2 separate regions of the Homo sapiens genome follow, and region 2 is linked to region 1. Evidence: read pairs that join two places in POLR2A ChIA-PET (ENCODE). Cell type or tissue: OCI-LY7. All regions are shown on one strand. Links, peaks and the distances in the headings refer to the core of each region. The heading gives the core; the rest is flanking DNA.

Region 1 (16,307 bases), core at 3,543-11,542:
TTAATGTACAAGCATCCAACTTTTATATATGATGTCAATCAGGTTATGATGGAATATGAAATGACATCTGTGACTGGATATTTATTACTTTCAGATGTACCCATAACCTTCCATCTTCAGCAGGACTGGGACTAGAGTGAAGCAAAGGAAGGGCTTAGGGCAGAGACTTTGAGGAGGCACCCACTCAGGGTCATGCTAGTGCAGCACTGGTCCTGGCTCTGTCTCCAGATCCATATGGCAGCTCCCTAAAGCTGGTCTCCTGGCCCCCTGGACTCGTCCCTGGATGGCCTTCAGCAACTCCCCCTGAAATTTCATGGAAAGTTTTATGTGCCTATGCACAGAGGCATTTTCATGGGAGAAGACGTCCATAGATTTTGGCTCCAGAAAAAGTATGCTCTATATCTCTGAAGGATTATCTTACCTTATTATGGAGCAATATCTGAGTTGAAATTTTTCTTGTTTCTCTGAGGAAGCTGAATTAATGGAAAGTTTCTCTTAAAACTTAGAATATATTGTTTGGCAATTTCTGCTGTGGGCCTAATATTGCAGAATCAAAGTTGGAGCTACATCATGTAGCACTTGCCTCAATAAGATTGCCTTAGTGACACAATGCAAAAGGTTACAGACTTTTCTTCAAGTTACCATTTCCCACAAGGGCCTGTGATGAAAGAAGAAAAGAGAAGCAAGAAAAGAAATAAGCTAGATACTTCCCCAGCACTTGGACCTTCAAAATTTGTACGATACAGGGAGACACTGTTCTTCTGTGGAAAGATCTTCTACTCTGCCACTGAGGCCAAGAAAGCAGAATGGCCAGAGTCAGAGAGGTGGACAGGTCGGTGAACACCAGGGCATTGATGTGGCAGTGTCTGGGAGCGCTGCCAATGCTCCCTAGCTCCCCAGTATGCCTCTTTACTTGGAGAGACTGCACTTGGAAAGAGACGCGTTCGGCCAGCTATTAACCAGCCGTTGCCCAGGAGGGCACTGGAAATCAGTTCCCTGACTGGTTTCCAATGAGTCACTCCCTTGCCAGCCTAAGCTGCTGCCTGTGCACCATGTTCAATCATTTACACCTACCTTCATGCAGACAAGTGCTGCAGAGGGGCAGAGATGTCTGAGGACCAAAATACGCTGCACCGTGGAACACTTACCTCATGTTGTGGAACACTTACCCTCACCCGAACGCCCCGCCTTTTCCAGACTTTCCTGTCTAAGAGATCGTGCCAAAGGGACGGGGGTGGCCATGCTGTTTTCTCTTACCGTGTCCTGCACAACTTATTTTGTATCCTTCCGTTGCCGTTTTAAGTGCATAGCACTTTCTATGTGGATGGATGTTAAGGCAATGCATTCTGCATGTGTAAACTTTTTCTTAGGGCCTCAAAGGGCATAAACGAAATTCATTCAGAGAAAGAAAGAAATTAGCTTTAGAAAATAAACAATTTAGCACTGGCATCGTTTAACAGGGTCCCATTCTCAAGGAAATGGGGTAAATGCCATTTCAGACACCAGCTCTGAATACTAACTGCAGAGAGTTCTTCTCCAGATTTGTGGATTTCCACAGCACAGAAAAAAAAAATAGGGTGGGGTCAGGATTGGGAACATGAGACCATCAACAGGGAGGGGAAGTACACACACATGCACAAAACTTATTTCAAGGGTCATCGAAAAGATTCTAGTGAAAAATGACTGGAGCAAAAGAAAATGACAATAACAAAAACTTGGAATTATTCTCTAATGCTTTAAAATAGTCCCAAGTGTACTACATAGTTTAAAATTGGAAATCAGTCAAGTTACCTAACTCTGCCACTCCTTGGACTGAATTAATGATCATAAGCAAAAAATGCTTGTGCAATTGTACTGTGTGGTCCAGATGTACAGCCCTGAGTAGAGAGATGGGGGCAGAGCAGACCTGGCTTTCCAGGTAGCCAAGGGGTCAGGGCTGGGGCAAATCAAAGCTTCCAGTGCTCCCAGCCTCATTCCCATCCAGATATTTGGCTGCACCAGCACTAGTTGTCTCATCATTTTCCCCTCTGAACCTCTGGTTTGTTGTCTGTCTTTGATATAGTAAGCTGTGTTTTGTTTTGGGTAAAAAGGGAAGTAAGAATGTGACTGATAGTATTTAAAGAACAAAAGGGAGAAACGCTTCATGAATTCATTTGATATGGAACATTGACCTAACATCCAAAAAAATACAACTAAAAAGTAGATCTTTCCCTCATTTGCATGGCTTATTTCCCCAGATATGTTTTTGGTATTGAAAATGAATGGTATTCCCATACAACATGTGTCTCAATTTGTAATGATATCCTCCTTGCAGCTGGCTTAGTTCTGCAAGTGTTTCTAAAATGTTACTGTCTTAAATTTGAACCAACCTACAATAACAAATTATCTAGAAGCAAAGTGGCTAAACGGCATTTGGAGAGAGAAGGGGAAACCCTATATTTCATCCTTCAACTCTTGTTTTAGAAATTCAGACTGTAACGTGATCTTTTTCTAAAGAAATCTACACACACACACTTTAAAAACTGTGCAGCTTGGGTGTTGTGGGAGCAAGAATGATCAGGTTTAAGTTTCTCTGCAAAGCTCTGCATCCCATCAACAAGCTCTTTTGATATTTTAAACCCGTATTTAGAGTAATTTCAAGATATTTGGAGCACATGTGGTTACATGTAAAACTTTGTCCTTATAATGTGTTAGATGCTCATACTTTAAATATTTATAAGCTTTTATTTATTTATTTATTTTTATTTTTTTCTGAGATGGAGTTTCACTCTGTTGCCCGGCTGGAGTGCAGTGACGCGATCTCGGCCCACTATAACCTCTGCCTTCTGGGTTCAAGCAATTCTCCTGCCTCAGCCTCCCAAGTAGCTGGGATTACAGGCGCGCACCACCATGTCCAGCTAATTTTTTTTTGTATTTTTAGTAGAGATGGGGTTTCACCCTGTTGGCTAGGATGGTCTCCATCTCTTGACCTCATCATCCACCTGTCTAGGCCTCCCAAAGTGCTGGGATTACAGGTATGAGCCACCATGCCCAGCCTTTATAAGCCATTTTTAAGTAATTTACCCAAAAGCTTTCTCCCACTAGAATACTATAATTGAGTAGTATCTGAGCATCATTATAGAAGATACAAGATGAAGTTGCTGCAGCATGCATTCACATTCTTCTTGCTTTTCTGGTTTTAATTCAAATGTCATTTTTAGTAGAATCAGCTTATTTTATTATTTTTTAAATGTATTAAAAAATCATAAACAAGATTGGTTGTCTGTGATTTAAAACAAAGAAATTCCCCAGCACTCAAAAGCTAAAGTGTTCTAACCTGAACCGTATTGAGTCCCACACGTGAGCGTGGTGGCTCACTCCTGTAATCCCAGCACATTGGGAGGCCAAGGCGGGTGGATCAGACTTAGGTCAGGAGTTCAAGACCAGCCTGGCCAACATGGGGAAACCCTGTCTCTACTAAAAATATAAAAAATTAGCTGGACATGATGGCGCATGGCTGTAGTCCCAGCTACTTGGGAGGCTGAGGCATGAGAACAGCTTGAACCTGAGAGACAGAGGTTGCAGTGAGCCGAATTCGTGCCACTGCACTCCAGCCTGGGCGACACAGTGAGACTCCATCTCAAAACAAAAAACAAACAAAAAACTTCCCATTAGAGTGTTGGATCTCAGTCTGTGTCCACATGAACTTAAAGTGTCATATTGTTCCTCTGAAATGTCTTAGGGACAATTTATTGGTGGTTGGATTGAATTCTTTACTATTTGCCTTCAGCCATCTTGGAAGCTAAGACATAGGATCCTGTCTTTATCATAGGTAGCCTGTTTGTGCACTTAATATGAAAAAGAGGAGGGGGAAACCCTTTTTCCAAACGCAGAATCCATTTAAGCTTTGGAGGTTATAAATTTCAAAGTGATCACAGGCCCCTGGGGCTCACACTCTTTTATGGCTGGCAAAATACAACTTTCTGGTAAGAATGGGGAAAAGAAGGCTTTAAAAGGCTCATAAACTTGCTTGGACATCTAATAGCTCTTACCAAACAGCATTCTCATGAGTTAAGTGTAAATGAGTCAGAAACACATAGATCAAATTTCTTTTAAAATACACATGGGTTTGAAAATTAAGGCCAAAGTGCTTGGCAAAATAAGTTTTGGTTTTATCCAAACCCAAATGTTGAAAAAATAATTCTAAGATTTGCCAAACCAAAAATACATGCAGATCTCTTCAATCCTCCCATTAAATAAGATGGCATCATAAACATGGGACTTAGTGGCTATTTTCATAATCCCCAAGGTTTAGGCAACATGGACCTTAAATATTGATTGAAAGACTATGAAAAATTTTTGGTGGAAAAACATTATAACCTTGCAAATGAAGATGAGGGCTACTGGTTCAGGGTTCTCATCCTGATTTTGACAGCACTTCTCACTGTCCGATCAGGTGATCAACTTGTCCTTTGTCTTAGCTCTGGGTGTGTGTGTGTGCATGTGTGTGTGTGGCCTATGCATAGCAATAATAACTTTTAAAATCCTATTTTTGGATTTTATAAATCCTAAATGTATACTTAATTCATATATTACAATCTGCGAAACTTAATAACTCCTCATCATATCCAAACAGAGGGAAGCAGTCCCCTTTTGCTCATTCATAGTTCAGAGATAGTCTTCATTTATTTCCCTAGAGGGTAAAACATATCCATTTTGCACTAACAATATCTAATGCTGACTTTGCTCAGGTCTGTGTTATTAAAAGATGAGAGAGAGAGAGGGAAAGAGAGAAAAGAAAAAAAGTAGGGGAGGGTGTGTGGCAGGAGTCCTTGACTTGATTTGAAGAACTAATAACCTACTGAGAGACAAAAAAAAAAGCCAAGGTCACTTTTACAAGCAACATGCAGAACCTGCAAACTGATGTGACACTGCAGACAGTAGGCTTCGCAAGAGCAGGGACCGGGTCCAGTTCACTCATTGTTGTAACCAAGTGCCTAGCACAGGGGCTGGAAGAATGAGCACACAAGTATTCAGTGATCACATGAATGAAAGCGTCTCCATAGAGGAACAGCTAATGAAGCTGCCTTGATGTAGTGCCTTCTGGTCGATGAATTCTGAATTCTGAACCTGAGGAGGGATGTGGGCTGGCGATCAGGGGTGGAGAAATGAGGGGTGAAGTAGCATGTTAAAGGGCACAGACACAGAAAAGAGCAAGCTGTATTAGGGATGACCTTCCGGTTCACTTGGCTGGAACAAAGGGCTTGACCACAGAGGGTGAGAAGCATGAGGCTGGAGGAGAGTGGGAAGGTGGTAGAACAGGAGTTTGGGGAATTTGTACTCAATACATTGGGCAACGTCACTGTGGCCTCAAGCACAAGAATGACAAGATGAAATCTGTGTTTGAGGAAAATTACTTGAGCAGCTCTTTGTAGACTGAAAGACTGACATTGCTAAAGCTGATGGTTGCATTCTGATGGCAGGCTAATTGCCAGCAGTTGATTCTAAACATTGCAGAACGTCATCGCTGGAGTGCGAGGGACATGCGCTGCCAGATCTATGGGTTAAGTATGGAAAGCCATTGTCTCTGGACAGTGAGAAGAACTTTCTTTGTGCTAAGTGGGCCTAAGGAAATGTCACAATGCACGGTGGAAGGAAATCTCACAATCAACAGACCATTCCAGGATCTAAAGAAGGAAGATGCTGGCTTGGCTCCAGATGGCCACAGAAACAGAGGCCCCACCCTTCTGACCAACCAGCAGCTCTGAGCCTTAAGCCAGCAGGGAAGGGCAGATGTGGGCTGCTGTTTCATGCATGCACAGAGGCAGGCCCTGGCTCTTGCAGCAGCGGACTTCACGAATGTGGAATGTGGAGGTTACACAGCGATGCCTAGACTGTCTGTCCTTAGACCGAAGGGCAGCAGAAAGGCTCAGGGGGCTTGCTCTATATTCCTTAGACATCTCCGGAGATTTTCTCAGCATCAGAATCAGATCCTCCCATGGCCTGCGGCTACTTTTAAGAAAGTTTGGCAACCTTTTGGATATGTCCTCTTCTCTTTTTTGACTTTCCAGGCTGTAAACCTTCAGAAGCTTCCACATGTGGTGCCAGTGGGCTCCTGGTGGTGAAGGAAGGTGGCAGTGTGGTTTAGTGGAAAAGAATATCTGCTCTGGAGTTGGGCCAGCTTGGGTTCGTATCCCAGCAGAGACACTTACCAGGTGAGGGAGAAAGGGACTTCAGCTCTCTGAGCCTCAGTCTCTATGTCATGAGTAATGAGATTGCTGTAAGAGACAGGTAAGGAAATGTATAAAGTGTGGCTCATCACAGATGCCCTAAAATGGCAGTTGCCATCCTGTTAGAAAGGATGCATTGCCTAAGGACAGAGCTTGGGGCTGGAGTGAGACCTGCCTGGGTTTGAAAACTGGCTGGGTCACTTACCAGCTGTGAGGATTTGGACAAGTTTTATAACCTCTCTGGGCCTGCATTTTCTCATTAAATAATTATAATAGCTAATATTTATTGAACACTTTCTACATGTAGGCAGTGTTTAAATGCTACATACCAACAATGCATGAGACTTAGCATTATTAAGCCCATTTTGCAGATGAAGAGACTGAGGCTTGGAGAGGTTAAGTATGCCACCCAGAGTCATGTGGCCAGTAAATGGCAGTGCTGAGATACGACTGGCAGCCTGGCTCCAGAGTTTCCATGCAAAACCACTGTCCATGGCTTATGTGTAAAAAATGAAGATAATAACCCCTACTTTGTGCAGTTATCAGCTCCAATGTAAATAACAAGTTAAAATGTCCGGGAGCTACCTGGCTCGTAGTAGATGCTTATTACAAAAATTGTCATGATAGCCCCTACAGCCCAGAACTTCTTCCCTTGGATGTGTAATGGAAAATAATGAAACACTTCCACGTTGTCAACCTCAGAGGTTAGGGAAACCATTCCAGAAATTCTCATAAAATCTCTGGTTCCACTTTTACAAGTCGAGACTGCAACAAAGAGAGCGAGTGCCCAAGGTCACAGGGTGGCGCAGCCAGGATTAGAACCTGAGTCCTCATCTGCCTTTCCTCTCGGTGGAACATGGGATCTGACCGCAGCTGCTTCAGTTACATGCCCTGTGCCAAGCACCAGAGTCATATTTTTGCCACCCACGGCATGGCTTCCTCACATCAGGAAGCCAATTCCAGAGAGAAAATAGGTTGTGCCTGAACATCTAGGGTTGAGAGGTTAAAGGGTTGCAGGAAAGCAGTTAGTAACCACACTCTCCATCATTTTTGCTGTTGGGGGAGAAATCAGTATTATAGCTCTTACATTTTGCAATGGCATTTGTACTAATATGAAGCTTTCTCCCTCCCTCTCTCTGCTAATGGGCTGGTCATAAAGAATGAATCAAGTGTGGAGAAGACTGCTTTCCCAGACCTCATCTAAATCCTAAAATCTGCCGTTGACCCACAGGTCAAAGCTACTTGCCACATGAAGCTGCTTTTTTCTCTGTATTCTTTCTCTTTTACCTAGAATGCCTCTGTTCATATAACATAGAGAAGTAACACACTTAATCTTAACACAGTAAACATCTGGCTTTTTTGTCACAGGCAGAATTTTTGGAAGGCCGCAGTCTTGAGAGTCAGGGTGGTAGAAATCAGAAAAGGACAAGGACCCTGTCCTTTCCACTGACCCCTTGAATGAGTCTCTAAATTCATCTAGGATTTAGCATCTCCCACTTTAACAGGGACACAGTGACACCTGCTCCTGTAGTCACAGTGGGGAGAGGGGAGCAGAGCTGTGGGCCAGGGGCCTGCTGAGTTCCATGAACTGACATCAGCTAGTTCGTGTGTTGGATGAGACTTGATGAAAATGTGTGGTTTTTTTTTTTTCTTATGAAAAACTTTTCAGAGTTCTTGTTTGCAAATGCAGGGTGTTAGGCCATGTATGTCTCTAAGGCACTATACAGCTCTGACATTGTGACCCTGCCACCCTACTGTCAGGGCAAAGAAGGGGGGAGATGGAACATAGGCTAGGGGTCAGCTCTCCCAGCGGGAGGGGGAAACTTGACTTTGGGGTTCTAGAAGCTGGACTTCCATCCACCTTTTCCTATTTCTGGCAACCCTTCCTGGCAAAGTTATTCATCTGTAAAATGGAGATAGTAATAAATATTTCAGTAGCATTGCTGTTTGCTTCCAAGTGAAATAAGTATATAAAAATGCCTGGTGCTGTATTTGATGTAAATTAGGTGTGCAATAAAATTTGACTCCTAGTCTGGGCACAGCGGCTCATGCCTGTAATCTCAGGACTTTGGAAGGCTGAGGTGGGAGGATCATGAGCCCAGGAGTTTGAGACCCCATCTCTACAAAAAATTTAAAAATTAACTGGGCATGCCTGTAGACCCAGCTACTCAGGAGGCTGAGGCCCAGGAGTTTGAGGCTGCAGTGAGCTATGATCATGCAGCTGTCCTCCAGCCTGGGTGACAGAGCAAGACCTTGCCCCGCCCCCACTACCAAAAAAAAAAAAAAAAAAAAAAAAAAACCATCAGGAGCCATGGCTCATGCCTGTAATCCCAGCACTTTGCAAGGCCTAGAGGCCAAGACAGGAGGATCACTTGAGCCCAAGAATTTGAGACCAGTCTGGGCAACACAGGGAGACCCCATTTCTACAAAAAATCAGAAAAAAATTAGCCAGGCTTGGTGGTACATGCCTGTGGTCCCAGCTACTTGGGAGGCTGAGATCACTTGAGCCCAAGAGGTTGAGGCTGCAGTGAGCCATGATGGTGCCACTGCACTCCAACCTGGGTGACAGAGCAAGACCCTGTCTCAAAAAAAAAAAGAAAACTCCTTTCATTGAAGACATAAACCACAATGGGAAGTACTTAGTTCTGAAAGCCAGGGCATAGGACCTAGGCTCTTGTTCAAAATTTCCTGCAGAACAGCTCTATCATGTAATTCTTCTTTATTCTATTTTTCTTTTTTGGGAGTGAACAGAGCCATCTGCTATAGTGTGTTTGTTAAAAAAAAAAAAAAGAAGAAGAAAGAAAAAAGAAAACTACACTGTTAGTCATGAATCCCTCCATGGTTTTGGAAGAGGGCCTACCAGAGACCTGGTCATTTGGTTTGCTTAAACTTCCAGGTTCTGGAAAGAACTTAGTAAAGAGGATCCATTGTCCAAGGTGAAGATAAGGACTTACTTAAGTGAGTGCACAAGAAGGGGCTCCGTAGTTCTGGGTTCTTCGCCCCTCAGAAACTTTTAGAGGTCAGCAAGAAATAGCAATGACCACTTATAAGAAAAAACAGACTGCTCTCCCCTAACCCATAGAACCAGCAAAGGAAAACAACATTTTCATTTGTAAAATGAAGACTTAAAGATAGAGTTATCCCAGTAGGGAGTCTTACATGGTTGTAATTTTTACTGATTAACAAGTAAAATAAGGGATATAGCTAAAAGAAAAAGTTATTTAAAAATTAAAGAAAACAAGGCCTTATAATTGGTTAATTTTTATTGTTATTTTTATTTTATTTTTAGTACTCAGGAACCTTAGCTTCTCAGAGCCATAGGGTGAGTAGCATCACAGTGATGAAGCTGCGATTCAGACCAGAGCCTAACACTGAGCTAAGATGAAACTCACCCTTGGCTCCCATACCCTCTCCTTACCATGAGCTATAGACTCGAAAGGAGAAGGAATGTTTTTCAGTTGCAGGCATATCTCACTTTATCATGCTTCGCTTTATTACGCTTCACGAATATTGCCTTTGTACAAATGGAAGGTTTGTGGCAACCCTGTCAAGTCTATCAATGCCATTTTTCCAACAGCATGTGCTCACTTTATGTCTCTGTGTCACATTTTGGTAATTCTCACAATGTTTCAAACATTTTCATTATCATATCTGTTATGGTGATTTGTGATCAGTGATCTTGGATGTTACTATTGTCATTGTTTTGGGACACCATGAACTGCACCCATGTAAGAGGTAAACTTAGTCAATAAACGTTGGGTATGTTCTGACTGCTCCACCAACTGGCTGTTCCCCCATCTTTCTCCTTCTCCTTGGGCCTCCCTATTTCCTGAGATACAAGATTGAAAGTAGGCCAGTTAATAATTCTATGATGGCCTCTAAATGTTTAAGTGAAAGGAGGGCCTCTAAATGTTTAAGTGAAAGGAGGAGACCCATGTCTCTCATTTTGAATCAAAAGCTAGAAGTGATTAAACTTAGTGAGGAAGGCATATTGAAAGCCAAGACAGGCCAAAAGCAAGGCTACTTGTGCCAATCAAGTTGTGAATGCAAGGAAAAAGTCCTTGAAGGAAACTAAAATTGCTACTCCATGGCTAGGCACAATGGCTCAAACCTGTAATAATCCCAGCACTTTGGGAGGCTGAGGCTGGCGGATCGCTTGAGCCCAGGAGTTCAAGATTAGCCTGGGAAACATGGCAAAACCCTGTCTCTACAAAAAATATGAAAAATTAGCTGGGTGTGATGGTGCACACCTGTAGTCCCAATTACTCAGGAGGCTGAGGTGGGAGGATCACCTGAGCCTGGGAATTTGAGGCTGCAGTGAGCTGTGATCATGCCACTGCACTCCAGCCTGAGTGACTGAGATATTGTCTCTAAATAACAAATAAATAAAAATGCTACTCCAGTGAAGACACAAATGATAAGAAAGCAAAACAGCCTTATTGCTGATATAGAGAAAATTTGAGTGGTCTGGGTGGAAGATCAAACCGACCACAATATTTCCTTAATCCAAAACTTAATCCAGAGCAAGGCCCTAACTCTCTTCATCACTGAAGACTGAGAGAGGGGAGGAAGCTGCAGAAAAAGATTTTGAAGCTAGCAGAGGTTGGTTCATGAGCTTTAAAGAAAGAAGCTGTCTCCATAACATCAAAGTGCAAGGTGAAGCAGCAAGTGCTGATGTAGAAGCTGCAGCAAACTACCCAGAAGATCTAGCTAAGATCATTGATGAAGGTGACTACACTAGACAATAGATTTTCAATATAGATAAAACAGCTTTATATTGAAAGAAGATGCCAACTAGGACTTTCATAGATAGAGAGGAGTCAATGCCTGACTTCAAAGCTTCAAAGGACAGGCTGACTCTCTTGGTAGGGGCTAATGCTGCCGGTGACCTTAAGTGGAAGCCAGTGTTCACTTACTGTTCTGAAAATCCTAGGGCCTTTAAGAATTATGCTAAATCTACTCTGCTTGAGCTCTGTCAGTGGAACAACGAAGCTTGGGTGACAGCACATCTCTTGATACCATGGTTTACTGAATATTTTAAACCCACTGTTGAGACCCACTGCTCAGGAAAAAATAATTCTTTTAAAACATTACTGCTTATTGACAATGCATTTGGTCATCCAAGAGCTCTGATGGAGCGGTACAAAGAAATTAATTGTTTTCATGCCTGCTAACACAACATTCATTCTGCAGCCCATGGATCAAGGAGGAATTTTGACTTCCAAGTCTTATCATTTAAGAGATACACTTCATAAGGCTCTAGCTGCCATTGATAGTGATGCCTCTAACAGATTTGGGCAAAGTACATTGAAAATCTTCTGGAAAGGATTCACTATTCTAGATGCCATTAAGAACATTTGTGATTCATAGGAGGAGGTCAAAATATCAACATTAACAGGAGTTTGGAAGGAGTTTATTCCAACACTCGTGGATGACTTTGAAGGGTTCAAGAGTTCAGTGGAGGAAGTAGCTGCAGATATGATAGAAATAGCAAGAGAATTACAAGGGGAACCTAAATATGTGGCTGAATTGCTGCAATCTCACGATCAAACTTGAACAGATGAGGAGTTGCTTCTTAAGAATGAACAAAGAAATTGGTTTCTAGAGATAGAATCTGCTCCTGGTAAAGATGCTGTGAACAATGATGAAATTACAACAAAGGATTTAGACTATTCCATAAACTTAGTTGATAAAACAGCAGCAGGGATTGACTCAGTTTTGAAAGTGTTCTATTGTGGGTAAAATGTTATCAAATAGCATGGCATGACACAGAGAAATCCTTTGTGAAAGGAAGAATCAACCAATGTGGCAAACTTTATTGTTGTCTTATTTTAAGAAATTGCCACAGCCACCCCAGCCTTTGGCAACCACCACCCTGATTAGTCAGCAGCCGTCAGTATCAAGGCAAGACTCTCCACCAGCAAAAAGGTTATGGTTTGCTGAAGGCTCAGATGATTGTTAGCATTTTTTTTTTTTTACAAATAAAGTATTTTAAATTAAGAAATGTAAATTGTTTTTTAGACATAATGCTACTGCACATTTAATAGACTACAGTATAGTATAAACATAACTTTTATATGCACTGGGAAACCCTCCAAAAAAATGCATGTGACTTGCTTTATTGCAATGCTCACTTTATTGCAGTGGTCTAGAACCAAACCTCCAGTATCTCCCACGTATCTTCATCAGTTAATGAGCTATAAGAAAAGAGATGTCATCCTCTTCAAAAATGAGAACAATTTCTATCCTGCAAAAGCCATTTAAAAACTCTTCATGAAGCAATGGTTGATGGAGGAGAGAAGGAATCGTGTTTTGGTAAAAACCTTCCTTCCTGGGATGGGTTTGGTGTGGGGACCACTATCTGGCATCACACTCAGAGTTTATCAGCTAGTGCAGGCGGCTCTGTTCATTGACCGCAGGGCTCTACCCTTGTGAGTGTCCCAGAATAGCTGCGGCTACCTGAGAGCAATCCAGTCCTCAGGGACTCGTTATTGTCCCAGATAAACAGCGTTGCCGCAGCCAGCACGTAATGGCTGTATTTAACTGTGATAAGTGATGGGCAGACGTGCCCGAGTGAGTGGATCTCTGGTAGGGCCTGGGTAATTGGACAAAGGCAAGCTGGCTGGCAGCAGGCATTTCTTGCACATCATAGAATTGATGCCACAGGGTTTTAGACTCCTGGGGATAAATATGACAGACATGGGGAGCTTGCCTTCTAAATGAGGAAGACAGGACAGACCTACTGGATTTTGATTATGCTAATTACAAAAGTATTTGAGGAAGGAAATAATACAAGTTTAGAAAATGGGTTAGATTAATAGAGGCAGGCTTCCTGGTAGAAGTGGAATCTGCCACCACAGAAGAGCTAGTTTGGAAATGTTGGGATGTAGAATAAGACAGACATTTTTCTCTGAACACACATTTACTTTTGGGAGTGGTTGCCTGGAAGTTTTATGGAATGCTAACAGTGAAAGTCTTAGGCCATAAAGGTCAAAGAAGTAAAGGTGAGAGTGGCCATATTTTGACAGTATCAACATTGAGAGAATGTATTTAGACACAGTTTTGCTATCTATAATTCTCTGGAAAATTTTGTGTTATAAAGGTGGATGAGTATCTAGATCACATTCTTGGCCATGCTTCCCTGATAAAACAGAAAAGTGACTCACCAGGTGAACAGAGAGTCTCTCAATGCATTTGGTGTGCAGTTACGATTCCATGAAGAGAAATATTTCATTCCTCTGGCCAAAAGGGGCAGGCAGGCCTGGAATTCTGAAGATAGCTGGTCATACATGCCCGATGGAGACCATGCCTTGTGGTGCCAGCGTGTGTGTATGGTACATACATAGTACATGTATGATACATATATAGCATAAGAAATGGGCTTTTATTTGTATGTAATTGTGTGTGTCTGATGCTTCATGTAGCAGGGGTGGGTTATCCTGCCTTCAGACAAATGCCCAAATCAGAGGAAAACCCAAGTGTGAGGTACAATTGTGGCCACTTCCCCAGAATCCCCTGCTTTAAGGGGTATTCCACAAACCTCTGCCATAGATGTGTGTGTATGTTTGTGTGTACTGAGAGAAGGAGACTTTCTGAAATTTTGGAGTTCAGGGTCCAGAAGTTCATGGGCTTCCTTGTATACTGGTAACAGATTAATATTCAGTTGTTCAAGTTTATAATTCTACATATTTGATACTGGATTTTGTGGAAAGATTCCACAATCTGAGCATGTGAGAAATGGAAGACTTAATACTGAAGCTCACCCAGGCCCCCACTGCACAGAGGAAGAATCGAGGCTCTGAGGGATGGTGGCTGAGGAACACAGTGGAAGAATCGAGGCTCTGGGGGAGGGTGGCTGAGGAACATGGAGGAGGAATCAGGGCTCTGAGGGAGGGTGGCTGAGGAACATGGAGGAGGAATCAGGGCTCTGAGGGGAGGGTGGCTGAGGAACAGTAGAAGAATCAAGGCTCTGGGGGAGGGTGACTGAGGAACATGGAAGAGGAATTGAGGCTCTGAGGGAGGGTGGGTGAGGAACATGGAAGAGGAATCAAGGCTCTGAGGGAGGGTGACTGAGGAACATAGTAGAAGAATCGAGGCTCTGGGGGAGGGTGGCTGAGAAACAGGTCCAAGGTCACATAGCCAGTCAGAGGCATTTGTACTGTAACTCGGGTCTCTGTTTCGCTTATTGTAGTAATTTCCCCTTTGCACAGATGAAGACATTTAGACATGGAGGACAGTTTTTTCGTAAGATTCTTCTGCTTGGCAAGGACAAAACAGAACCAGCTCCAGACTCTGGAACTTCCTGCCATGATCACTTTCTAAAAATCCAAACTTATTTCCTCCCCACTCTGTTGGATTTCATACCTTCCATACCAATAAATATCAGAAAAGTGAAGCCCAAGCTTGGTTCTTCATTTTCATCGATTCCAGAGTCTTTTCCTGTGTCACCAACAAGGGGGCTGCCCTGAACCAGCCAGAGCCAGAAGGACAAATGAGGATGCCTTCAATACCGCCCCCTCCTCAAATGTTATCAGCAGAGAGGGACTTGTACTGCCACCATCTGGCCTTTGTGGGTGTCCCAGACACAGCAAGTATGTGGTGAGAGGGAAGGAAACAGCACAAATTGTCTACTTTACCATTCTCTTAAAATAAGCTTCGTGTGAGCAAGCTTTTCAGAGCAGCAGGACTAGGGCTGCGAAAAATAGAGTGTGGTGCAGCTGCACCCTTCAGAACTTTGGGGGAAAACACATATTATTTACCAGACAATAATAGATACCAGAGAATAATAATGATTATTATAGTGTTTGGGATGGCAAATGCTGTAGTTAAGGTTCCAGAATGGCTCTTATTATAATCCCGTTTTACCGAGTCTCTTGTGAAAGCCTGGAAATTTTCTTTAAGTAGGCTGATGCTGTCCGTGTTTGGTCTTTGTCCAAAGGTGATTTGAATATAAAGAAACTTACTGGAGAAACATTCATTTTTTTAAATAGTGATTGCATTAAAGAAAAAAGCTACATTATTAAAAAAGCAGTTGCAGCATCCCTAAGTAAGCAATTCAAAATGGCGGTGTTTCCCAGTTTACTGGAGGAAAATGTTAAACATTCTCCCTCCTCCCTTTTAAAGAAAGAAGGAGGCCCCCTCTAACTACAAGATTCAGTCACTCTTGGTTCCAGGCCCAGAGGTGGGGATGGCTTCCCTCCCTCCATAGCAACTTCCAGGCTGTGCTTGCTAAATGCAAAAGAATTGTTCCCAGAAGAAGTGACCCCGGTGTCTTTGGATCCACTTGTCATCTCTGCAGCTCCTCAATTTTTGTGGCCTCACATTTGATAGTGGCTCTTGGTGCTTTTATTTTTGTATCCCCTCTCTCCATTGTCACTTATTCTTGAGAAAGAAAGAAAAGAAAGAAAGAAAGAAAGAAAGAAAGAAAGAAAGAAAGAAAGAAAGAAAGAAAGAGAAAGAAAGAAAGAAAGAAAGAAAGTAAGTCAAATGTGAGCTCTTTATTCAGAAATAAATATCCACATTTCCAAATCTGACCATGCCAAATGAAAAGGTTTCCATGGCCTTGTAATTCCACCCCCATTACATATTTGTGGTGTTTTGCATTTTCACTTTGGTTATTTAATATACATATTAAGTACACACAGATCTGGTGATTTAATGTGATTGGGGGAACTCAGGCATTTCCTGTCGTGCACAGTGAAACTTTCAAACCTTGTTTTTGGCTGCTGCTGATTATTGTTGCCATTAACACCAGGATTTAGATAGCAGGGTTCAAAGCACAAGCTTCCACTTAGTCCTCCCAATGGGCATTTGACCTCCTCTTGCTCTTGCTAAATTCATGTTATAAACACTCCAAGCAAGCTTCCAGGTCTCTTTGTGGCTCCATTTCTTCACTATAAAATGAGGAAATGGTACTGTATTATCTCTGGGGTCCCTTCAAGTCCTACATTCTATCACCTCTCTGAAGTTATTTGTTCATTGTTCTAAGAATAATCTCAACAGTTGTAAAGATGTTTACAAGTCCTCTGTCACCACCTCACCTTAGCCAAATTTTACCCATTCACATTTCTGACAGCCTCATTTATTGGCAGGAAGAAA
Region 2 (16,307 bases), core at 4,158-12,157, 60 kb before region 1:
GAGGGGCCCTGACCTGACATCATTTAAGGAGATTCTCATGGAGGCCATAAACATGATTCGATTCCCATTATCTTCATGTTGCATATTTGTTACCATTACTCTTTGAAGACTCCAAATTGGATGTTAAAAATTTATGATATATATAAAGGTTTGCATGGAGTGAAAAAATAGCTGCAGCAAATAAGTCCATCTCATCCATCAGAGGTGTGTGAGCTGTCAGAGGAGCCTGAAGAGCTATGGAGAAAGCCTGTCAGTTAGCCAGTTAAGGAGGATGGAGAATTAGGAGGGCCTTCTCTGGGCAAACAGCTTTTCCTACAGCCTACATACTAAATGGGAATTTAAATACATTTGGTTAAAAGAACAAAGTAAAACAGCACCACTGCAGAAATCCCCATAGACAGTCTTCGACAAGCAGGTGAAAGGGAGGGCAAGGGATCCTTAGGCAGACATTAGTAGTAATGTGAATGGAGCAGATGCCTGGGTCCAGAGATGGATGTTTCTGGGTTACTGGCATATCTCCAGAGCAGAGAATCTGATGCCAGGTGGGAGCCCTCTGTCCAGGAGAAAGCCCTCCACCCAAGCTGCATGCACACATAATTTTGTTTGAGAACCATGCAACTCTCTACAATCTGTTCAGTGACTTGAATATTTGCATAGAAATAACTCGTATTTAAGGGTTATCCATTCATAGAGGTAGGCAGTTCAGAGTAGAGAAAAACAGAACATTCCAGGCCTTGGCTTAAGGAAGAATGAGAGCTAATGAATCCATTCGACATATATTTACAGGATTGTTTGTTATATAAGGGACTTCATACATAATGCATGGTCTCTGCCGTCAAGGAGTTTCAGTCTGGTAGAGGAAATAAGACATGGATGGTAACCAAGGAGTCTCAGACAGACCTGGGACTCTAGGAGAAGGTGAGATATCAGAAACAGGGAACAAGGTGCACAGTTGCTTAATCTAATCAAGGAATGGACTTTTGAGGATGAGAATTTGTTGGGCAAAGACCAGAGGATCAATTCAACAGGGACGTGGAGGAGAGAAACGTGGGGCAAAAAGATGATTGGCCAAAGTCCAAATTGAGTGCAAGATCTTCTGTGAGGCCAAGACCATGGTATCTAACCAAGTAGGAGGAGCAGGTGTTGGGCAGAAGTGCATCGAATAGTTGGTGAAGGTCTAGGTGTGAGGCAGGTGTGATCAGATAGCTCCAGGAGAGCCGTGCTGAGACTCGGGTATGGAGAAGACTCCTGAGGTTCAGAGGCAGAACACTCAACTGGTAGGGACTGGAGTGTAAGGCTGAATATCCAGCGATAGCGTTAAAGGATAGAAACCCATTCATTTATTCATTCGCTCACTCGGTCATTTATGGAACCCTTATAATATGCCAGGCACTAGTCCAGGATCTGGACATTTGAAGCTGGTCAGAACGCAGTTTCCACACTCAAGGACCTGTTTGATTAGTGGGAGAGGCAGACACACACATGGTCATAATGCAATGCAATAAATTGGTGTGGAATGGAAATACAGGGACAGAGGGTGCAGAGCTTAGGCAAGGACCAGGAGGAAGAGTCACTGATGGCTTCCTAAAGGAGCTGCAGTCTGAACGAAGGCTTAAAGGTCACATAAGGATCTGCCAGCAGAAGGAGAGATGGAATCTAGCTCCACCAGAAAGAATGGGAGTGAAGGACAGGAGACCCAGTTGAAGGGCACTAAGAATTCAGACCCGAGGAGTTGGGCCACTGAGATGAGCTCAACAGTGCAGTAACTCCAGGGGAGGCAGGGAGCTACTCTGAAGACCTCCCTATGTTGTTCCCACCAGAGGCAGGAGTGGCTGAACAGAGATCCCAGGTGTCTGTCCACTGCAGGACAAAGAATCAGTGCTGACCTTTAGTTCAAGTTCACAAAGACATTCACAGCATACTGAAAGGCAGTGTGTGATAGCTGCTGTTTATTCCTGAGCTTCCTCAAGAGAACGTGTGGATGCATTTGAGAAAGGAAGGCTAAACCAGAAACGAGATTTCAGAAAATGAAATTCCATGCGTTTTCAGAGCAGTGTCCCCATGCTTTTACCTTGAATTCGAAAATAAACTCTATTATTTCTGGTTCCAACAATTAGTTATAAAATATAAAATCAATGGCCCCTTTTTTCTCCTCTCCAATTCTTCAACTATACACTTATTCTCACAACTTTGAGTTGAGCTGTTTTTGGTGTTCTTAAGTCCGGTAAAAATGCCACATGTGTGAGCTGACATGTGCTGCCTCTGCTGCAGCATAGGAGGGCTAAGCTTGGAAACTCTGTTGTGCTCTCCCCGGCCCTGATTCCAGGCAGAATCTTTGCTTGTTTTCAAAAGAAATCCTGAGATCACAATGACACAGAAGTGTAAACTCCCATTCATCACAGGGAGGTATTAACTCTGAAGCCTAATTATCTTTTGACTTAAATGGCAATATTGTTAACCTTTTCATGGAGTCAGAAACATCACACTTCTCTGGGGTAGGCAAGTGGAGCTATTTCTAGAATGTTCCACCTTTTCTAAAGGCATTCTTCAGAGGAGGAAGAATGCCTAGCTTGCTCCAACATGCACATGGCACCAAGACTTTGGCTCAGAGGAAGCAGTGAATTTGAAGAACTAAAGTTTGCTGTATTGTAAGAATCAAAATAAGAGAAGTGAATTAGTGCTGATTCAGAGGGAAAGAGAGGTGAATACAAAGTTTGTTTAAACCAGAGGTTTTTGAAGTAGAGAGGCAATTACTGTAAATTTCTCATATCATCTAATATTTATCTAAATGTTAGGCACAACATGAAAATGGTTACACAACTGTCAGCAAAACAGGGAAATCCGCTTGCAGTTTAACTGAAGGATTTTTGTTTCTGTTATGGCAAAAAAAAAAAAAAGAAATTTCCTTAGAATAATAGGTCAAAAATGCACCTTTGTTCTGACAATCACATTTGTAGTAAAATGCAAAAAAATAGTCTCCCATTTGCTTTTCCCTGTAGTTGGCATAAATATCTAGCACACTAGTCAGAATAAAACTGTTGAAAATAACACACAAGGAGAGAGTTAGTTCATCATGAAGTGCCTTGATGTGCCTTCTTTCAGAACTTGTCACTCTGGAAAAAAGTCAGACGTGAACACAATTCTTCTGGCCCCAGTGGATATCTAGAGCCGACAGTGGGGTGGTCCACTCTCAAGAGGCAATTAGAGAATGCATTGTCTGCAGAGGATTTAAGAACAATAATAAAACCAGCTAAAAGTTGGTCTGCTTTATGTTGTTACCATGAGCCAGTGATTCTGAACAATTTTAGTGTTCACATATTCCTCCCTGAAGGGGTCGTTGGTGTCCTATGTCCACCCTCCTTGTTAAGCCATTGTCTGGCACCCCACCCAAGTGGGGGCAGATGTAGAATAAACCTCTGACTTTAATATATAAGAGGTTGTAAAACATTATGAACTGATTCTCTAGGGTAAGGAAGGTCCTATGGATGTTGTCTAACATTGCCACCAGTTCTGTGAATGATCCAACTCATTCTTACAGATCACTTACTGGGCATCAGGCAGTGGCTGGGCTGAAGATACAGTGGTGGGAGATCAGACTCTGTCCTTGCCCTTAGGAAGCTTGTAGGCTACTAGGGGAGACAAAAATCACACCAGTAATTCCAAGGTTGCAACCATGTTGAGTCTAAGAAGGACCACAGAGGAGATATTTGCCTTGGATAGAGAGGTTTGGGAAGGCCTTTTTAAGGAAGTGGTATGGTAGTTCTTCCAAGATTATTGGTCATACCAGAAACTAAGAAACAAACAAACAAATAATGATAATTTTTGCCCACAAGCAACTAGTTCTGTAATCTCTTAAATCTTTTTTCTTTTTTTGAGACAGAGTCTTGCTCTGTTGCCCATGCTGGAGTGTGGTGGCGCGATCATAGCTCAACATAACCTCGAAGTGCTGGGCTCAAGCAATCCTCCTGCCTCAGCCTCCCAAGTAGCTAGGACTACAGGTGCATGCCACCACACCTGGCTAGTTTTTGTTTTGTTTTGTTTTGGTAGAGATGGGGTCTCCCTGTGTTGCCCAGGCTTTTTGAATATTTAGGGTAAGGTCTACCATAGGGACTACATCCTAGAGGTTGAGTGTTCCTTATCCAAAATGCTTGGGACCAGAAGTGTTTGGGATTTTGGAATATTTGCGTTGTATATACTTACTGGTCGAGCATGCTAAATCTGAAAATTCAAAACATGAAATGCTCCAATGAACATTTACTTTGAGCATCATGTTGGGATTCAAAAAGTTTTGTATTTTGGGGCATGTGGGATTTCAGATTTTTGAATCTGGGTTGCTCAACCTGTATATCCCCCTCTCATAGCACAATGGTTCACTCCAGTGGGCCTGGGACCTGGTTAGAGAACATTCTGGCAGCTATGCCAAGGGCCTCCCCTTGATAGCTGTAGGCACTCTCCTTAGATCGGCAGTTCTCGCCCTTCTTTGGTACATTACAATCACCTGAGAGCTTTCTAAAAACCACCTGTGTCCAGGCCCCAGTTAAAGCACAATCTTAGAAAGGGAGGGGGTCAGACACCAATATGTTAAAAAAAAAAAAAAAAAACACCCCAGATGATTCTAATATGCAGCTGGGGTAGCGAATTCCTGTGTTAGATGAATGCACTGAATTACACTTATTCCTGTCATAGTAATTTAAAATTACACATTAAAAATTTCACAATGCAAAGGGGATTACAGTGGTGAGAAGTGTGTGTGAGTTATTTGTGCACACAAATACACGTGAAGGTGATGGTTCAAGAACTTCTTGTACTTTGCATGCTTTTCATTTCTGTGGCATGTAGTGGAAACACAGCAAATGGCTGAAGGATAGAATTTCTTGGACTCTGGAGTCAGGGTGGGTGTTAGAGGACAGGCCATTCCCAGAGCCATGGAAGTTTGATGCAGAGGTGAACATAATGGTTCAATAAAAAAGCAAGTTTCTAGCTTTCTGTCTCCACTTCCGAATCTCTTCAATCCCCCTCTCCTTTCTCTTCCACTGCTACTTTATTTAACCTCATAAATTATGCAGCTTTATATGAAGTCTGTAGCCCCTTTGAGGAAGCATATTCAAATATTAGATAATGGGATTTTTTTTTTGTCCTTTAAACACAAAAAAAACATTGTGTGCACCTTACATGTAAGTGGAATGAATGTATTTTTGCCACTAATGTTGAAAATATCCTTAGGCATCTGGTGTGTATGAATGTGTATACATAGTATATGCATAATAAACACATTCCACCTTATGAATATTTATATACAAGATACATATATATTGAATATAGACATACATATGTAAATAGTAGCCCTTGAAAATTATATGCAAAGTGTGTTTCCAAGCATATATATCATAGTGCATCAGGAATATAATAAAGCTACTACCAAGTTTAGCATATTTTGAGGTGGCATTTTCTACAGAGTTGTTTATGGTAGGGTCTACTTACTATCCACGTATGGGTTTTTTCCATCATCACTTAAATGTTTGTTAAATATCAACTAAAAGTAAGGCACTGGGCATGGCAGAACAAGAAAGATGAAATTGATGTGGTCCCTGCCTTTAAGAGACCTGTACCTCATAGAGTGGCTTAACATTTTGTTATGAAGAATCTAATATTGTCACTGCCCAATGGCATCTTCCTACTTTCTTACAACTGCCTTTCATTTATCTATGCCACTGCTGCCTTTGCCAGTTGGGATTTAAAATGTGACCCATTTGAGCTATATTAATTTAAACCATGGCGTAGCTGCAAAGTTGTTCCGATGCAGTAAGAAGAAACATCATTGGTCTCAGTGCCTTGTAGCCACTGGACATGAACAACAATTAAACTTTTTTCTCTGTCGCATATAGCCAATCCTATAACTGCATTTTTATTTTAGTCTGATTTAGTAGGAAAAAAAGGTACAATAAAAAGGCACCAAGCATGAGGGATGTTATAAATCTCAAAAGTGAACCAAAAGAGAGCAATCTCTTTTCCCCACAAACTTCTTGTAACCTAAATATTACTGACCATGACATTGCACTTCCAAGTTCCATCTAGTTCCCTCCCTGGACTAGGTAGCAGAAGCTTTCTTAAACACAAGCAATACATTCTAAAATGTACAAAATATGGATCTCTTTCTAAAATGACAAGCCCCAGTATAGCCAGGGAGCTCTGAGTGACACTCATCAGGGCAGATTTTGCTCCATTAAAGGAGGAACAATACATAAGCATTGTCATCTCTGCCACAGTGTATGCTCATTGTTTTCTCCCCCCTCAATCCATACATAACAACAGGTAGTTCTCAGCTGTTCCCTTGGTGCCAGACATACATTTTATCTAAAGAGACAGCAGACAGAACTACCTGCTGCTTCCTGTGCGGCTCTCCCTGTGTTTCTCTCCTTTTTCCTACTTCACTAGGGCTTTTAAAAATCAGCTGGCAGGGAGCCAGGAGCTCATCATTTTAATGCAGTGTAAAATGGAATATGCATAATTATATGCAAGCCATATGTGAGGGAGACAGCTCAGCTGTGAATTTCAGGAGGCCAGGAAAGAGAGAGCAGTTAGGGCTAAGATGAGATGAGAGCAGAGCGGAGTGCAAGTGTCACGCAAATGAATGGTTTAATGAGTGTGCTGCAGACACGCCCCCTTTCACCTACCTCTCCCTTCTCTCCCACTCCAAACCAGAAACCAGTGGAGATTAGAAAGAAGACTGTATGCAAGCGGTATTGCTAATGGGTTCTGTTAATGTCTCCATTTAAACTTCAGCTTTCTTAATTAACAGCGTAGATCAAAATAACCAGTAACTTTTAATGCAGCTTTTAAATTAAATCTTTTTTTTTTTTTTTACTGCATTTGATTGAAGAATCATGGTTCTTACCAGATCATCGCTCCTTTTAGATCTTTATTTAAAAATGGAGGGGAATCAGTTTATCTCTAATAGTATTACAATGCAAAATATAATTATGCAGATTGCTTTTCTTATGGCCTTGCTATTAGAATTTTTTAAAAGTGCATTATCTAGAGATTGCTTAAGCATGCCAAAAAGTTTAAACACGTATGTATGTCATATAATCCTAAATGTGCAATGAACAATGCGCACTGAAAAACTAAGGTGGTGGTAATTGCCAACAAAATTATTTGATTTTGGTTTGCTTGATATTGTTTTAAATATTACACCACAATGAATTTGCATGTTCAAACTAAACAATGTAAAGAAAAATAAATCCCAAATTTTGATACCTAAAAGGCGTACTGCGTATTTAAACAAACTTCTTAATATTGTTGTTATTTCTGGATTCCCGTTTGTTGAATGATCTGAGCTGTTATGCTTTTTAGCTTTTTTTCTTCCATTATTTGTAAGTCCCTAAATAGGCCATTATATTTCCCTTCAGGCTAGAGATGAAGATGGACATGCTGAAAATTTTCCCCAGCAGCACTATGCTAAGGAAACTCCAAGGCTTGCCTTCAAGAATAACTGCGAACTACTTGTAAGAATAACATACTTACAACAAGTCTAGAATGTTACTTTAGCACAGTGAAAACAGTTTTTGAAAGGGTTTGTTCATGATTACATAATTGATGAAATATTATAGTTTTCTGTATAGAGTTCTAAATGCTAATTCTGATATCACTGAATATTAATTTTAAGATCTCAAATTGTTTGCAAATCTTTTATATCTGATTATAGAGCTTGAATGGCCCTGTCTTTATTAGCTTGTTGTGTTTAGTAGTTTATAAGCAGCCACTTGGAGAATGGCTAGTAAAGTTAAAAATATAGAGAAAGACAGTTGATATATGTAGCTTGGGAAAAAAGAACCTCACCCTCACCCCTCCTCCTACGTCCTCATTGTACACTATTTTAGGAGACAACATGGTAATATTTTGTTCTGCTAGGGAAGATAGCAGAGTTGACACGCAGTACTCCCTTTAGAATTCAAGTATTCCTCCACTCTCTTGCCAAACTTAATCGTCTCTCCTATGCAGAAGGAGTCAAAGCAGTGACAGGGTGCGGGGATGTTTACAAGTCGTGAGAGGGAGGATATCAGCTGTGACATTGAGACTCTGTTCCAATGCAGGGTTAATTTGCTGTTCATTTTAGCATTTACAGCCAGACAAGATGAAAAGCAAGCAGGAATGCCTATTATATTTCTATTAAATGAATCTGTTGGGACCTAATGTTCTTGATTAGCTTTTGAAAATGAGTGCTCTGCAATGCATTTTCTGTTTACCTAAAGTAAACAGAGAATGAATTGTCATTTATTTAGAGATTCAAACACTCCTTTTGAAAATGAAGCTTTATGAGGGATCTAGCTATGTTGTCCCTAAATGTTCTTTTCTTTTCAATTGCATTAAAGCAAAACATTTGCTCCAACTAAGTGAAAACACTGAAAGAGAATGAGGATGCTCAGTTGTTACATTTTGAGGTAGTCTAATTTCTGTTTAGTTTTTTGGCCGACCAGCTCTGCCAGGTCTCTGCATTAGGAAATCCCACATGTAACAGTCTTTGGATTTAGCTCTGATACCAACTGTTCATTAAAAACAAAGTGTCCAAAGAGCAGAAGAGACAAAAATTCAGTTCTTACCCATTCTAGCCGCAGTAGCTACATGTTGACAGCAAGAACCTCCTTTTCCCCCTCCACAGTCTGCACAGTTACAATTACACTACTTATTCTGTGTGTGTAGTCCCTTGACCAACAGATCCACAGGCAAATTTGCTGCTTATAAATGTAATTTTTTTCTGAAATTTTAACTTAACTTATGTTTTATCTTAGGACTCTTAAACTTCCAGGACTGCTAGCATTACCTATTCTGAGGAAACTCTTTTTGTTCATTTCGGTTTTAATGTGTCTCTGTAACTATGATTATTCAGCAGAAGACCACAGAGGCCCTTATGCTGTGTTTTGGTATCAGAATGCTTTGGGGTAGCTTACTTCTTTTTAGAGAAATTTGCAAAAGTAACATGCCATATTTAATTTTTGTCTATTTGTTGGAAAAATGAACATGCTTGAGTCCTGGTTGTGGTCAGTTTATACTGGAGGAAGCAAAACATATATGTGAACATCGTTTTTAGCTGTCTTTAGAGAAAATAGATGTTTTGTCATTGCTGTGCTTAAACACATTGTTGTGTTGGCAGTAGTTTTGAGCAATTTGGTACAATCTTCGTCCTTCCAGTCACTGTTAGAAATGCTTTATTTTGGTCAGTATACTTTCCTGTGATAAAAGAAAAGGAATAAAAAGAAAACATAAGTAAGCTTATTTCTCCAAGGAGAAATTTAATTTTTTTCAGCTGTAAGAAAAGTGATGGTGTTTGGCTGGTTATGAAGCCCTGAGAAGTTATGCTTCTATATGAAAGAGACTTGTTCATTCATAAGAAAGAAATAGGAAATCCTTGGAGTTTTCTTAGTGCAACTTAGAGCAGATTTTTAAAGAATCTGTCAGAGAAGATTGCAAGCTCCACTCCAAAGTACTTTTTTAGCTGAAGGGTGGTTCTGCCATCTTCTTGCATGGATTGCTGCAAGAGCAGTAGCCAGTTTAGAAAGCATGGGAGCTCTGGAGAAAGCACTGAGGGCACAGGGTTCTTCTGGGCCCCCAGATGATCAGGAGCACATGGCTGGACGACTAGTCCTCTGTGCCACAGACACTGACAGAAAGTGCCCTGGCCAGGTAGACGGGACATTGCCTTGACTTTATTACTGACTCTCTAATGTCTCTGCCCGCTCCCCACCCCCACATGCCTGCTTCTTGGAAGAGGGAGGAATATTAAGTAACTTAAACAAAAGCAAAGCAAAATCGATGCCCGGAATACACAAGTGTGTGTAATCAGAAGGCACTGACAAAGAAAGCATTGGCTGATAGAAAAATCTGCTATGCAACTGTAGATTTCCTGTAGGGTATTGATTTTTCCATTTAAATCCCAAACTGTGATATGTGCCTTCACACTTAATGTACAACACAGATGACTAGATATTTAGCTTTGTGGCCAAGATCCTTTAGTTGGTGACTGTGCAGCAGTCTCCTTATGCTTTTTATTAATTTTGAAAATGAAAGGCTGTCAAGATAAGTGACATTAGCTAAAACGAGTACTATTTGATATGTCACAATTCAGTGTGGCCCCACCTACCTCTTCATAGATAGTCATGCACACTTGCAGGCATGCGCACACACGTGCACACACACACACACGGGTGTTTTGCTGGCATATCTAAGTTTATGACTAAAGAAAACTTTTAATAAAAGAAAATGTAGGAAATTTCTATCATGTTAACAGTGTAGCAGCCTGGTTTACAAGAGCCTGGAAAAGGGAACATTTAGAGCCAGCCATGGGTGAGACTAGCCCAAGTCCATTCTTGGTCCCTTTATCATTACTGCCTCTTTCTTCTGGGACTAGAAGGCTTCTCATTTCCTCTATTCAAATGCTCGTATCTCTGGCTAGAGGTGGGTTCAGAGCTAGAGTGAGGAGGACCATAAGTGTGTTATGAGCTCACTGTTTCTCCTCAGCCACGACTTTCTCAATTTTTGAAAGCCCACTGAGAGTAAGACCTTGCAGAAATATAGCATAAGCTGGGTCACTGGAGGGGAAAGACCTCTAGTGAGAAGAAGAGGAACATTGAGAGGGTTTTGAGAAGGAACTGAAGACTCCTGAGCCTACTCCCCAGGTTTTCAAAAGACCAGTCCAGAGAACATCCCTGTGTTCAGGAAGAAGGTCAAAATATAACCAAAGAACAACAGCAACTGATGGAGTATTATTTGGTTGGAAAAAAAGCCAGGCTTAGGAAGTTTGAAAGGGGAACTAAGAGAAAGGAAACTCAGAGGGGCAAAATCAGCCTGTCTCCCTCAGTTCCAGATTCCTGAGCCATCACCTAGACAACGTCTGAATCCCTTTGGCTTTTCCTGAGGCTGTTAGGGGTGAGGGTTTTGCAGAGGGAAAGGGAGGGAGCTCACAGCTGGAAGGTGAAATAAAAATAGCATCAGGGAAGAATTCTTCCTGGTCACTTACAATGCCTGTGTAGGGAGTATATGAAAACTACTTTAGTTTTATGGCTGTGTGATCAGAAGTGATGATGAGAAGAGATGCTTAGGCTATTTTTCTGTGGGCTGATTTTTCCATTTCATTTCCTCGTGGATGTAGACAGGTGGATTATAAGAGTTGCATGTAGTCCTTAGGCAGTAGAAATACCCCGTGCTAATCCAGGGCTCAATAAACATGACATTATTGAGCATCTTCTATGTACAAGGCATTGTACTAGACAGTGCAGGTAGGGACACAACATAGAAAAAGACACAGTCCCTTCCCTGAAGGAGCATGCAATTCAGTAGGAGAAATAAGGCACATACAGTATCATAGTCGTCAAAAATGTGGGCCCTCAGGTCTTGCCCCAGCTGGACTTTATACACTGTCATCCTGGTGGTATAGCTAAGGATCATAGACGCAAAGGCTTAACATTTATTGTAACGTATCTGATATCACATCACACTTTTGGATCCCTGTTTCACCCCCTTGGACCTCTCTGAGCTTCAGATCTTTTGTAAAATGTGATAATAAAAGGAAATAACCTCAGAGCATATCATAAGGATAGAAAATGATGACATATTTAAAGAGCCAGGCACATAGTAAGTGCTCAGTATATATTAGCTGCTGTTATTATCATCTTCTTATAGTCATGATTGTTATTACACAGTGAGCTATGCCCCAAAAGAGCACTAGCAAAGTTCTTGGAGTACAGAGGAGGAAGAGATTGTTTCTGTATGCAGTCATTAAAAACTTAATAAGGGAAGATACCTTTGATCCAGGCCTTTCATGGGTTGGATTTAGATAGTTGCCAGGAAGTGTAAGGGAAGGGGGTTTTCCCAGCAGAGGAAAATAGCACAGGCATGGAGGTGGGAAAGTATGGGCCAGGTGCACTGCACCCAGGTTAGTATATAGGTTGGCCAAGTGTAGAGTACCTGAAGGCTAAGGGGTGAACAGCAGGCAGTCCCATATGCAGGGGTTTCAATAACTGACACTATCCTATCGAGTCTGGATTTTAGTAATTCTGCTTCATGGGAATTCCTAGCACTTCTGTGGATTAAAAACATTATTATGGAAAATTTCTAAGTATACAGAATTAAAGTAGTGGGAATCATATAATGAACCCCCATGTTCCTTTCACCTAGCTTCAACAATTATCAACTCAGGACTAATCATGCTTCATTTTCCTTCCCCGCACCCCCTCCCACTTTTTTTGCTGTACTGTTCTGAAGTATGTATGCTTTTGTGAGGGACAGATTTGGTCTTTTGGTGTTTTTTTTTTTTTTTTTTTTTTTTGTAAAATCTTTAGGATCCTTCTTCTCTGGCTAGAAACAATCCATTGATACTAATTAAACTGGGAATTGGAGCTTTGGGACAATGCATACATAAAACAAATGACTCTTGGTTATATATTGTGCTTTTCTTTTCCTGCTCAACACAACCTTGGTAAAGCTTGGCCAATCAGACCCAGTTTTAAAAGCCCTTAAAGTGAAAGACACATCACAGTGCCAGTGATGACTTGAACTTTATTTACTCTCAGGCCCCTGGTTCTAAGTGTATTCATTTAAAAACAAGATTGGATGTCTTTGCAATCCAGCCCAACTCACCAGTACATGTTAGCCTCTCACAGTAGTGAGGGGAAATTCTGGATGGCTGCCATATATTAGCCATTGCTAGAACTTTTCTGCTAGATCATGAAGATATAACAAGAACCCCTGAAAGGTGATAGAAACTGCCCTGTTTCATTTGAAACTTAATAGATGTCTCAGAATAGGTGCAATTGACCAGAGACCCTCCCCTTAATGCTTTTGGTCTAATGAAAGCCAGATTTACGCCCCAGCTCAACATGAATTTACATACTATTGCTTTGATTTTACAGCTGAGCAACACAGGCACTGAAAATTAAAATCATGATGACACACTGGAACTCACATCACATCAAACAAAACATCATATGATGTATGCATACATTGTATACTGTGTACCAGTTTCCTGAAATAGTCACTGCAATAGCCCCACAAGTGTAAAATAACCAGAAAATCCCAGGGGGACTGGCTGCTGTCTAGAGAAACTTAGCCTGTCTCACCATTTTTTTTCCCCAGCCATCTCCCAGATCCCTTTAGTTTGTGGTTATTCCTGTATTCCCGTAGTTTCCTAAACTATCTTGGAAAAATAGAACTTTCCAGAAATAAAAGTCACAATCTTAGACTAAGCAAGAGGCAGTTCTGATAGAGGTGGCATAATTATGCTCTCCAGCAAGACCATCTAGACTTTAATACAGGCAGAAGGGATGGATTCCACTTGAGTCATATTTCATCTGCACATTCCTCTGTTCCCATCTGTGCTGGTGTTTCATCTTCTTCTCCAGCTTTGTCTGCCACTTTCCTCTCTTCAGCCTGTTGGCTCCCATTTCTGCCATAGTCTTGTAGTTCAGGTCCTTTCACTTTTCCTATATAAAGACCTTCTTGACCACAGTTGACCATCTCCCCTCCTTTCCCGTGCATGCAAACTCTATTTTACCTCTCTTTGTAATTCTATTATTTGAGAGAAAAGCCACATGAGGGAGGGCTAGAGTTGCTCAGCTTCTGCTCTGATATAGGGGCCTTATTGGGGGACGGAGTCTTGATTTGGCAGGCTCTCCTTTCCAGAGCATGGGGGATCTTTGCCCTTCAGATTTCAGAGCCATTGCCTACAAATGTCAGAGGTATAATGGTTTGGTTTTCATGCTGGCTTCTCACACAGTCCATCACAGTGATTCTTGGAGCCAGAGGGAGGTATGGAAGACTGTGTGTTCTCCAAGGGAGGCACTGTGGTCTGGTGGATAAGAGTGGGAGTCCCAATCCTTTCTCCGCAGATGTGCTAGCTGTGCACTCTGGGCAAGTTTCTCACTCTCCTGAGCCTCAGCGTCTTTATCAATATGACGAGAATAAATACAGCACCTGCCTACCTCATGGGGTTGTTTCAGCAGTCAATGAGATCATGTATATGAAGCATTTAGTATACCTAGCACCTAATAAAAGCTCAACAACCAGTAGTCTTATTACTAACAAAATGGAGCTAGAAGGATGCATTAGTTTAAACAAAATCTTGAGGCAGATACTGGGAGTACCTGTCTTTATTCTTCAACTTGAGTCTCCTCCCAGTTTGTTTGGATAAAAACTCAAATGTAATATTTTTAATTTGGGTAAAAGAACTTCTGAGAAAGGGTTGAACATCTATCCACTTGCCTTTTTATGCCTAGGGAACTAGAGATACTTGTTGGCGGCATCGCAAATGTTGCTGACTTATGAAGTACTGCAGTATCTGAATACCTTTTTGTAGGATAATCTAAAGTTTCCAAAAAATAGTATAGTGTTGTAGTGAAGAACTTGGACTCTTAAGCCAGATTATTTTGTTCAGATTCAGAAATCCCCTCCACTCCACCCACTGGCTGTATAGCCTTGCCCAAATCACTGAATCTCTGTGTGTCTGCGTCCTGGTGTGTGAAATGAGGACAATAGTAGCTATTGGGTAGGGTTGGCCTGGGGTCTAAGTGATGACTGCCTGTAAGGTGTTTAGAACAGTATTTGGTAAACAACTGGCACTCAATCAGTGTTGCTGTGATTATGATGATTTATTCCAAGGTTGCTTGCTTTCCAGTACATCATAGACTACTACTTGACCAAATTTACTAGCAATGGAGTACCTGAAAGTTTTACATGTGCACATTTGCATGAAAACCCCACAAAATTTCCCTTTGAACAGTGAAGGGGACGGCACAAAGATAATTCTTGGCACTAAGCTTAAAAAAAAAAAAGACTCAAGGAAAACTCTCTACATGGTCCCAGACCTCTTCATTCTGCCTAACCATTTAATAGTAAAATTTTTAATGTTAAAATGTGCAACTAAGAACATAAATGCAAAGCAAGGGAAAAAGGTGTAATTTACACAGAGCCATATCTGCCATAGCAAATGGATGTGCCTCTGATACCGTGCTAAGGGAAGGAGACAAGAAATCCTCCTTTGTGAGGCACCTCCAATGAACAAGCACTGTGATCTGTCTGTATAGACCCCTTTTAAGGCCCTTTATTCTCACCGTAACTTTTCTAAGTAGATATTGCTGTTTCCATTTTAGAAGTGGGGAAATTAAAATGCAGAGATGGGATACTCCTTGCTCTGGGGGAGGGCAGGAGGCCCAGTGAGCAGGCACAGAGCTAGAGCTTGACCCACATCTCTGACCACACACCCATGCTTGTGCTCAGGCCAACACATGCCGCTGCCTTCTCAGGGTAGGGGCCAGGTCTTACACATTTTTACATTCCAGGGCCAGAGAAGGAGTACAGTCTATGATTGTGGAATGAAGGGATTAAGAAATTAATTCAGAATGACTCTTTCTAGTTTCTTTATAGTAACAATTCTTTGGTAGAATTCTGAAGCCAGAAAGAACATCTATGGGGAATGTTAGGAAGGGCAATTTATTCAGAAAGTCATGGCAATGTTTGCGGATTCCCAGTGCATAATAAATTGTGGGGAACAGAGCCAAGGTATATAGTTTTTAATTTGGTAGACTTGGGACATTAAAAGATCAGCTGTAGACTATAGAAAATATATTTTTCAATATGATACAAACATTCGAGTGTCTTTTTAAAAGTCTGACTGCTATAGATTTTGATCCTTTTTTTTTTTTTTTTTTTTTTTAGGATCACTAAGGCTATTTTAAAAAAGCTTGAACTATTTTGGTTTGTTAGGGTTGTATTCCTTAGAGTGAATGGATCTATTTCTTTTGAGATTTCTGGCAATAAATTAGCATATGGGAGTCAGTCATATTCTCCTTTATTGTTTTAATTACTAGAACTGAACAATTGCCTAAAATACCAAAGAGAATTCACCTCCAGTGGCTTCAAGGAAACTATACATCATATATCAAGCAAAACCAGGAAATCAGATAGGATATCAATTATCAATATTAAAATGCACCAGTAACCAGCCAGAACTAATATTAATCATATTCAGTCATGTGCTTAGTTTATGGTTAGAAGAACAAGCTAATGAAAGTCTCTTGAGAGGAAAAGGGAAAGAGTATAAAAAATATTTGAAGTGGAGAAGAATGACATATGTGAGTAATAAGAGAGGCAAGAAATTAGAGATGGGAGGACTGGTAAGGCAATTTTAAAAGGGAAGAAGGAAGATAGCAGCCCAGGTTAAGCTTCAAATGAGCAGGTTCAGGAAAACAAGATTCTTCAAAATAATGTATTTCATTGCATTTTGGCTTAAAATATTTTCCCTAATTGTATTTTTTGCA

What was found. Peaks named below come from ENCODE experiments on the same cell type or tissue, not always from the same donor. Only the 100,000 strongest peaks of a DNase experiment are listed, where the experiment ranks them.
Region 2: POLR2A ChIA-PET joins it to region 1 with 8 read pairs; 4 of 35 experiments call an interaction of 5 or more read pairs at or near these places.

What each region holds. Positions count from the first base shown.
Region 1 is chr6:107,640,683-107,656,989 of GRCh38, forward strand. All of the region lies in intron 6 of SOBP (sine oculis binding protein homolog), which reads left to right. Among named protein-coding and RNA genes, the nearest start is that of SOBP, 160 kb to the left of the region's middle. In OCI-LY7, for the core only: no CTCF peak of the experiment used is centred there; a DNase peak (open chromatin) is centred at 8,439; H3K27ac peaks cover 1,034 bases.
Region 2 is chr6:107,579,671-107,595,977 of GRCh38, forward strand. It overlaps SOBP (sine oculis binding protein homolog), which reads left to right. Exons shown (of 7, transcript NM_018013.4): 5 at 7,410-7,505. Among named protein-coding and RNA genes, the nearest start is that of SOBP, 98 kb to the left of the region's middle. RefSeq lists an enhancer at 5,981-6,873. In OCI-LY7, for the core only: no CTCF peak of the experiment used is centred there; no DNase peak of the experiment used is centred there.